2 separate regions of the Homo sapiens genome follow, and region 2 is linked to region 1. Evidence: chromatin loops called from intact Hi-C (ENCODE). Cell type or tissue: MCF 10A. All regions are shown on one strand.

Evidence for each region. Peaks named below come from ENCODE experiments on the same cell type or tissue, not always from the same donor. Only the 100,000 strongest peaks of a DNase experiment are listed, where the experiment ranks them.
Region 2: a loop joins it to region 1, with 9 times the contacts of the local background. A loop is called at or near these places in 6 of 110 quality-filtered maps.

What each region holds. Positions count from the first base shown.
Region 1 is chr4:175,655,729-175,660,728 of GRCh38, reverse strand. The region is part of intron 3 of GPM6A (glycoprotein M6A); the gene reads left to right. Among named protein-coding and RNA genes, the nearest start is that of GPM6A-DT, 130 kb to the left of the region's middle. In MCF 10A, no CTCF peak of the experiment used is centred here; a DNase peak (open chromatin) is centred at 2,928.
Region 2 is chr4:175,890,162-175,895,161 of GRCh38, reverse strand. It overlaps a transcript of GPM6A not described here. Among named protein-coding and RNA genes, the nearest start is that of GPM6A, 80 kb to the right of the region's middle. In MCF 10A, a CTCF peak has its summit at 3,058; no DNase peak of the experiment used is centred here.

The sequences.
Region 1 (5,000 bases):
AGAAGCAAGACCCTTGTTAACAGGGGAATTTGAGTAGTTTTAGCTCACCCGTGGTTACCCTGTTTTATTAAGTAATAGCAACACTTTCTTTTTGTGTTTTTTAAAAAATTGTGATTATATTAGTGTACACTTTTTCCAGCAATATTTTTGTTATTTTTTAGCAACATATTTCCTTTATTCAGCATTATATTTCTAAGAAAATATTTACAAGCCAAGAGTATGTCTAGTGTTTCTATTTTTTCACATAATATATTAAAATTTTCAACACATGAATTCATATATTTATCATTAGTGCCATACTTGGTTGTAGACAACTTTTATGTCCATATACTTCTTTTTTTTTTTGAGATGGAGTCTTGCTCTCTCACCCAGGCTGGAGTACAATGGCACAATCTCGGCTCACTGAAACCTCTGCCTCCCAGATTCAAGTGATTCTCCTGCCTCAGCCTCCTGAGTAGCTGGGATTACATGCCCGGCTAATTTTTGTATTTTTAGTAGAGACGGGGTTTCAACATGTTGGTCAGGCTGGTCTTGAACTCCTGACCTCGTGATCCACCTGCCTCGGCCTCCCAAATTGCTGGGATTACAGGTGTGAACCATCGCACCCAGCCTATATACTTTTTTTTAATTTTGCTCTCCCCCAAAATCTTTTACTTGTCCTCATCTTTTCCAACAAATGAGGAATCATCATCTTGTAAAATCTTGAGATTTGTCAGTTTAAAAATGACATTTAACGTCAATACTGTATTATTGTGAACAGTTGCCTTTTATTTGTCATATTTTTATTTTTAGTTATCAGTTAATGTATCAAAACCCAATAAATCATAATGATAAACACATGGTAAGATATATTTCCTCACAAGACAAACCTTACATTCACACTATTGTTCATTCAACAGATGTTTGTTGAGTGTCTACTGTGTCCCAGGCACTATTTTGAGCCTTAGAGATAAGCAGTAAGTAAAACAGACAGAAAGTTGAATATATTTCCCCATCTAAGCACAAGAGCTCATGCTCTGATTTCTATTAATTTTAACTGGTAATAAAATAACTCTGGATAATATGACATGATAAACTTATCAAGAGTGTGCTTGCCTTTCTATTGCAATTTTCATGACTATCATTTTGGGGCTTTAGACATTATGTAAACCTGTTCCATTTAAAAAATAAATTTATGGAACATAATAATCCAGTTTTGGTTATGTTATTTTTCTCTTAACTATTTTTAAAAAAGGACATTGAATACTTTCAATACTCTTTTACCTTCTGCAAAGTAACAATACATAGTAATACTGTATTTGTTATTTCAATGGGCTATTTTTATTTTACTCTTTAAAAAAAGGTATCTCCGCCAAGTGCAGTGGCTTACTCCTGTAATCCCAGAACTTTTGGAGGCCAAGGTGGGCGGATTGCCTGAGCTCAGGAGTTTGTGACCAGCCTGGGCAACATGGTGAAACCGCGTCTCTACTACACAAAAAATTAGCCATGTGCTGCGGCGTGCACCTGTAGTCCCAGCTACTCTAGAGGCTGAGGCAAGAGAGTCGCTTGAACCCGGGAGGAGGAGGTTGCAGTGAGCCGAGATCATGCCAACTGCACTCCAGCCTGGGCCACAGAGTGAGACTTTGTCTCAAAAAAAAAAAAAGGAAAACAAAAACAAAAACAATTTATCTCATATGACAGGATTTAAGATTTTCTTCCTCTATATCTAAGGTAACATATTTTCAGCCCTTACACTCACTGCCTGAAGATTCTCTGTAGCTTTATCTCTGTAGCTCAGTGTAGGAAACCAGACTGTTTCACAGATCATTTTATTCTGATGAAATCATCCTTGCCAATTGAGATTGAAGTATTTAATCATTTCACAGTGACACTGGTGATTTTTATGAACCAAACCACACAGTGAACACTTAGATCGTATTAACATTTCACATATGCTCATGAATAAATTCCTCAAATCATTTTTTGTTATATAAATAGATTTTATATTTTAGAACCGTTTTAGGTTTCACAGCAAAATTGAGGAGAAAGTACAGGGATTTCTTACATAGCCCCCTCCCCAGCAAGTGGATAGACTCCCGTTATCACTACCTCACCACCACCAGAATGGCACATTTACAATTGATGTATCTACATTGACACATCACAATTGCCCAAAGTCTACAATTTAGATGAGGATTTTCTCTGGGTGTTGCACATTCTTTGGGTTTTGCCAAATGTATAATGACACGTATCCACCATTATACTTTCATACAGAATAGTTTCACGGTTCTACAAATCCTCTGTGCTCCACCTATTCAGCCCTCTCACCCCCCCTACACTTGGCAACCACTGATCTTTTTACTGTCTCCATACTTTTTCTTTTTCCAGAATGTCATAGAGCTGAAACTACACAGTAAGTGAATGACCTTTTCAGATTGTTTTTTTTTTTTCAGTCATATGCATTTAAAATTTCTGCATGTCTTTTCATAGCTTGATAGCTCATTTCTTTTTAGTGCTGATTAATATACCATCGTTTATCTAGATGTGCTGGGGTTTATATATCTGTTTATCTACTGAAGGACATTTTGGCTTCTTCCAAGTTTGGGCAATTTTGAATAAAGTTGTTATAAGCGTAACAAATCACTTAAAAAGAATTTTCCGATCACAACTTGAGCATAGGTAGTTTTGGGCTATAATGCTGACAACGATGATGATGATGATGACTGCATATTTTTGAGTAATTTACATAATGATTTAGTAATTTTCTCTGCATTAAGCTATACACTGTGTAATTTCCAGAGCCTACTTGATTGTAATGTTTTTTCCCTTTGCAGTTGTAGTGATAGTATGTTCAGGTGTTCATTTTCTTCCCTTTGACTTGGTGTTCTCCTGCCTTAGTGTTGTGGTTTATAGCCAAGAGCTATTTTCCCCTCAGGAAAATTGAGACATTTTGATTGCACAACCGACATCTGACATCTAGTGGTTAGAGGCCAGGGATATTGTTAAATGTCCTATATTATACAGGACAGTCCCCTTAACAAAGAATGATCTGGCCTCAAGTTCAGTAGTGACAAATTCGAGACACTCGGATTTAGATATCTGGCTCATGTCCGGTACCCCACTCATTCATGCCTTTGGCTATTTTATTGACATTAGTAGGTGTGTCTGGCTTATCATCTCATTGTTTTTTTAAACATTAGGAATAGTACCCTGTCAGAGTCTAAAGTTGAAGATCAAATAAGTCTTCACAACACATGTACTCCTGAGATCTCCTTTGATTCCAATATAGAAAGAGTTCTTAACACTGGATATCTATGAGAATCACCTGCAGTGATTTTAAAAGTATAGATACAATTAGCATGAGAGAGGCCTGAGCTGCTTTTTCTCTCTCACATTAACCAGATGATCCTAATGTCTGGCCATGGTGAAAACCATTATTAGAAGTTGCATTCCCTCAGCTACTGTCTATCTATTGAAGCTTTGTTTAAAATCACAGGATTATTAAACTCTGAACTATTTCTGCCTTTGATAAAATTTAAAGATACTTCCTTTGTTGTTAAAGTGGGAAACATGATTAGATTGCTACTCTTTAAATTCATTCCAAGATGAGAAAATACTACCAGAATATATCACTGTGAAATATAAGGTTCTGAGCTAAGACTTAGCAAACTATTTTTATATCCTGTGCCTTGAAACAGTGAGAAACAATGACCTGAGTTCAATCTGATAGAATATTTTTGGTTATAAAGAGACTTTGGATACATCAGAACATCCATTTTATTCATTTCACTAAAGTTTAAATGTGCCTCATATCTGAAACTCTTCATTATATCATAACATTCCATTCAATATGTGGCATATGTTTTCATCACTTAGTTCAGAGACTCAGAGACTTGTGCAATCAGAGTCAGCTGGCTTCTTTTCATCAATGCTGCTGACTTCCAAGGTGTTATTTTTACCTCTACTGGTGCACATCTGCTGAAGTTGCCACAGAAAGTCTAGACCTCAACAGGGTGTGATTTTCTTAGACATTAAGTCTAAGTTCATAGGAGTTCAGATGAAAAACCAATTACATTTTACAAGTTATTTTCAAGTTAAATACACTGCAATCTCAATGGCTACATAATCAAGAAGCAATATGTCACCTTTTTCTAAAGAACATGAAACCTTGCCTCTTGTAGTTCTGTTTCAATTTCTCTACCAGATTTCTAAAAGTGATTAGAATATCCAGATTGACATCAAAACAATAATTACATGTGGTTTTATTTAATTTCAAGTGATAAAGAAATAATTCGTAACAATTTTGTTGAATCAAATGCTAACATGTGGTAGGATCTCAAGAAATTTATACTGAGTAAAAACAAAAATCAAGCAGGAAATATAGTAGGAGGATGCTTGTTTTGCCAGACATTTGCATGTTCTGATGAAATGCTACTAAAATGATTATGGGATAATGGAATATGTCAGCTATTAATTAAATATATAGCACCCAATCTTTATCATTTTATACCAATTTTACTATCAAAGATCAATGAATTAACTAATTCAAATTAAGGAAGTTTTACTGAATTTTTTTTTGTGGGTCAAGAGGATTTAGTCAGCATTTTACTATATGTGAGTGATCCTAAATAATGACCAAAATGAGAAAGGCCAATGAGGCCACTTTATTTATGTAATTTCTACAGAACTTATCTTCCCTTCCTAGAATTACTATAAATTAAAATTCAGTGTCTGTTCAAAGCAATAAATACCAAATGGGACAGAAATAGTTTCCTTATGTCCATACCTACCCTTTGAAAGTACAAAGTAATACATTTTTATTAAATCAGACTATCTCCTCTCTTTGAGTTACTGCTTACATTTCCTGCTAAGTGACTTTATATAGAACCTTCCCCTTGTTTACATCATAGCCCTATGAGAAAATTATCATAATTTCCAGCTCGCAAATTACAAAAGTGACTATGAGGGATTAAGTGATATGTCAAACTAGTGACTAGGTCATCTGATTTCAAGTTCAGTAG
Region 2 (5,000 bases), 230 kb before region 1:
TCACAAGATGATTTCATTCTAAAGATCAAAGAAGATTTTGTTTTGCCTTTAAGTATTTGAGTTTGCTTTAAAGTTCACTGATTCATGGTTTCTCACTCTATCGCATTCTGGGTCCCCTGAAACACAAAGTAACACAGTAAAAAAAGGGATGGTAAGACACCAGTTGTAACATGTCTTATCAATGCTGTATACTGATTTGGGAAGCAGTGTGTTACAGTAATAGTGTTTTGACTTTTAGAAACAGAGAATGGGTTTAAAACTTGGACCTGCCACTTAGTAGATGCATGATGTGATACTTAATCTCTTTTTGAACTTCGAAGACCCTTATATAAGAAAATGGGGTCATGTATTCTTTGTATAATATTTTGTGTATGAGTTTTCCTCCTAAATGATACTAGAGTGTGTTTGAAATTAATTAGCCAAAATGATTTAGCCACTCCCCTTTTGACAGATTTTTGAGGGGTTTCTGTGGTTTTACTATTAAAAATATATACTACTAACATTAAAATCCTTGTATTCTTGTTGTTTGTGCAGGTTACTCTGGATTAGGAATGATGAAAGGTAGAAGGGTAGAAAATGTAGTCTCATTATTAACTGGAAGACATTATTAACCATGGAACACACTCTTTTTGCATGCATAAAAATCTCTTTCTTTTCATGAAAAGCAATTGTGGGCAGAATGGAGCAGCTATTTCCTCAGAGGGGAGTCACTCTATCAGACAGAGTTAGTCTTTTATATTTTGTGACTCTGTCTTTCGAGCTAAGGCAGAGCAATTGTTCTTTAGCACCCCTTCCTCGCTTTTTCGCTATATACAGAAGTATCTTCCTATAGATTAGATATAGATGATTTCCCACTTGGACTTAGTAGTTGCTGAGAACACTTAATTTGGTCTATCACTTTTCCTTTTTTTTCTGAGCAAAAGTATCTTCAAAGAACTAAAAAAAAATGTAATTCTAACATGAGGACGGTCTGCTATCTTATCTTCTGTTTTCCAATTATATCTGCCATCTCAGTTTTAAGATCAACAAAGAAGGTGGATAAAGCACTTGTGAAATTATCAGCCACACTGAGACAACAGTATTCTCAGAAGTAGGAGTTAAGGGGTCTCTGAAATAAGAGATTAATTTATTTTTAATCTCTGTCTTTTTTAAGGATTGGATTTTTGACCAATCCATTTCAACAGGAATGATCTCAGAGATAGAATGTGAGGTGTGCAGCTCTCTCAAATGTTGATCATTATATTTTATATCATTTTGTTAATTAATTTATATCGCTTTTTCTTACCGAGTTTTAGCACCTTCATGTCCTACAAAGAGATGAGTTGATAGATATCAGGTTATCTTAGACTACACATTCCTAGAATAAACTTATATTCTTCAGTGAACTTCTGTTTTTACTTAGGAAGGTTAGGAAACGTAACTAGATTATGCAAATCTGATCTGAACAAAGATTTGAAGATATAAAACGAATGAGGTTAGTTATCATCCCCACCTGTCTTATAAGACATTAAGAAGGAATATTATCTATTCAGGGGGTAGTTTAAGAAAAACTGGCCGAGGAAAGAAAGGAGGACCCCATGAAGGTGCTGGAGGATCAGGAGGAAGAATAGAACAAGAGGAAAAAGGCAGTCAGCTTAAGGGAGGCCAGGAGGGAGGCTGATCAGAGTAAGGTCAGGAGAAAGGGAGAAGTGTTTAACTTAGGATTTTAGGTACTCCATGCTTTTATTACCTTTTCTAAGGAGTTCTTAAGGGAATCAGTTTTAGAAATTTCTTAAGTTGTAGAGGCTACTTCAAAAAATAAAAAACGCTGATCATTGAATAGTTGAAATTTTGAAACTTCTCCTTTCCTACGGCATATCACAAAGGATTATTTTCTTCATATTCCAAGTTTTTCTAGTATTATCAATAAAGTTCAAAGTTGTTCTTAATAAAAGCCTGCCACAGTTTAAGAAGCTGGATAGCAGCCCACAAGTACATTGATTCAAAATAAGAGAACCTGAGCATCAGGCTCGTAGGTTTACCATCACTGTCTCCAATGCCTGTCTTATCCATGGGGGAGACCCATTAAGTAGCGAAACAGTGCAAATGAAAAAGCTTACACCAAGGACAATTAAGATGGAAGAATAAAAGCTTAGATAGTGCTTTCAAGCAAAGGGAGCAGAACAGTGGTCAGGAGCAGGACCAGCCCAACTGTCTAGTCACTGGGACTCCAAAGAGAGGAGACATCAACAGAGTGTCTGGCATGATGAAATGCCAAGCACCCAAAAACACAGTCCTGATCTGAGTCTTGACATTGAAACCCTGGAAGAAAATCAGTCAGAACAATATAGGTAAAAATCTGGAAGACGGAGCTTTTATTGAGTTTAGCAAGAGGAAGTAGTTGAAGTTCACCTAGTTTTGGGAATAGTTGCTCAAAGATGATTCTTGTATATTCACTGCCATTGTTTGAGGAATTTGGATTATGTCAACAGGGTGAGAAGGGGCAATTGGGTGAAGGTCATGTGCCAGAGGGGATGGGAGGAAGAGACAGCTGTAGGGATCAAGCAAATGAAAGAGCCGTAGTGGAAAATTTAGTCCTTCACTCTCTCTTACAAAGTGGATGAAAATATTTATTGAATAAAGGAATGAAAGAATGAACAATAAGTATAAGAAGTAAAAATAGAGTGCAACAGGATTTCACAGTAGTGACCATTACTCCAGTTGGGGCTGCTTACGAATTCATGAAATAGTTGACACATGAATTACAAGTTGAAGGATAGACAGTATTGGACATTTGAGAGAGAAGAAAGCACAAATAATGACCAAGAAGTGAGAAAAAGTAGGGAAGGGATAGGGAACAATAAGTAGCAGATTGTTTTTCTAGATGTATTTTTTAAGGTTAATGAAGTAAGTTCGAATGAAATAAGAGGGTATCTTGAGTCCCTATTTAAGGATTTTAATTATGTAAATAATAAATGACTGTGATATTATCTCTCAATTAGGTAGGATTCATATGAGCAAGATGCCATTTGGTTAATTTTGTTCTTGAGAATGTAAATTGTAGTTCGCTTTAGTTACCAAAAGGTGGCAAAGTTACATGCTTGATAGTAGTTTTAAAGTACTAGACTGCTTCCCAAACAAGCCCTCTGATTTTTATTGAGTCTGTGTCAACACACATACAACATGCAAGATAACAACGGGCAAAAGCCACATTGAAGTTTGCTGTACTGCTTGTTGATCTCTGTTCCTGGCAATCCTGCAGCATCACAGCTTGCAATATTATGAATCATAGCCTTGCCTTTTCATTTTATTCTTTATTTAGTACTATAATTATCTAAATGAGCTTTGAAATTATGAGTTGAAGCTTCAGACTAGTCTCTGATTCTGCTATTCCAAGTATAAATTTGGTTCAATACTTTACATGTCTTAAAAGAGCAATGCAGTTTTTAAGAGGCAGTTCAAATTCTCACCACCTTCTTTTCTCTCTTACAGCTTCTCAAGGAATAACTACTGTCCTGAAATTAGAATGACTTTTTTCTGTATGTTTCTGTTTTAATTACTTATTCTGGTTAATGCCTCCTAACAAAGATCATCAGGAAATCTGTATTTGAATAAGTTCGGTACATTTCGATGATGGAGAATGCACATCATAAGAAAGCGTGGAGCACCTCAGTAAGAGGGTGTTAGAAAGGATTTATTACAGATTTGGACTTGCATTAGGTAAGTCTGGGAGGACTCAAGGAAGTGGGACTTTGCTCCAAAATGTTTACTGTTAGGAAGCAGAAGTAATTCTATTATTGAATGTCTTATCAAATCTTACCTAAAAGAAGGGAAGAATAGGATAAAACTAAAGCTGTAACCGGTAGAGAAGCAACAATCACTCCTATTAGCTGGGAAGAGGAAATGACATTCAGTAGAGAGAAGAAAGCATAAATAGAGGAGATTTGGTCATACTTGTGGTTTGGATAATATTCCTGGTTTGCCTTCGTTTAATATGAATTCAGACTTGTTTTTATTTTGGCCTATAATGATCACAAGGTGGCTTTGTCTGATGTTGATGTAAAATTACTTATGTTAAGTAGAAGAATATTAAGCCTATGTCATCAGTCTCATAAAGGTGAGTTCCAGGCCAGACCCTAGTTGTTAGTGTTAGCTTTGCTCACACATGTCAAGGGCTGCTTTTTGCATATATTTATATATCTACATCTAGTTGCATATACTCTATATCATTTGGGCTATGTATCATTTTTTGTGTTTAAATGTATATAAATGTTATCATACTGCATGCGTGATCTCTAATAATTTGATTCTTAAAATGTTCATTCTTAGAGGGGTGTGATGGCTCATGCCTGTAATCCCAGCACTTTGGGAGACCAAAGTGGAAGGATCACTTGAGGTCAGGGGTTTGAGACCAGTCTGGGCAACACAGCAAGACCCCATCTCTACAATATAAAAATAAAGATTAGCTGGGTTTGATTGCATGCAATTGTAGTCCTAGCTACTTGGGAGGATCACTTAAGCCCAGCAGTTAGAGGCTGCGGTGGGCCATGATTGCACCACTGCACTCCAGCCTGGGCAACAGAGCAAGACTCTGTCTCAATAAAATAATAAAATAAAATAATAAAATAAAATAAAATAAAAACATAGCATAACATAAAATAAAATAAAATAAAATAAAATAAAATAAAATAAAATTGCTCTAAACATATTCAGTTTGCTTCTTTTTGACTGTGTGTATGGTTTTCCATTATACAAAAAGCCTCCTAAATATACGTGGACATTCAATTTCATTATGCTGTTTTGCTATTATAGGTAGTGCTGTCAAGAACTATAACTATGAATATATTTTTCGTACATACATATGGAGTTCTTTAGGGTGTTTATTCTAAAATGAAATTACCAGATTCTATAGGATGGACATTTCAACTTTACTAAATATTGTCAAGTTGGTCTCCAAAAATTGATTGTATAAGTTTTTACTTTGTCCTGCATTGTTGCAGAGTTTGTTTTCCTGTATCTTT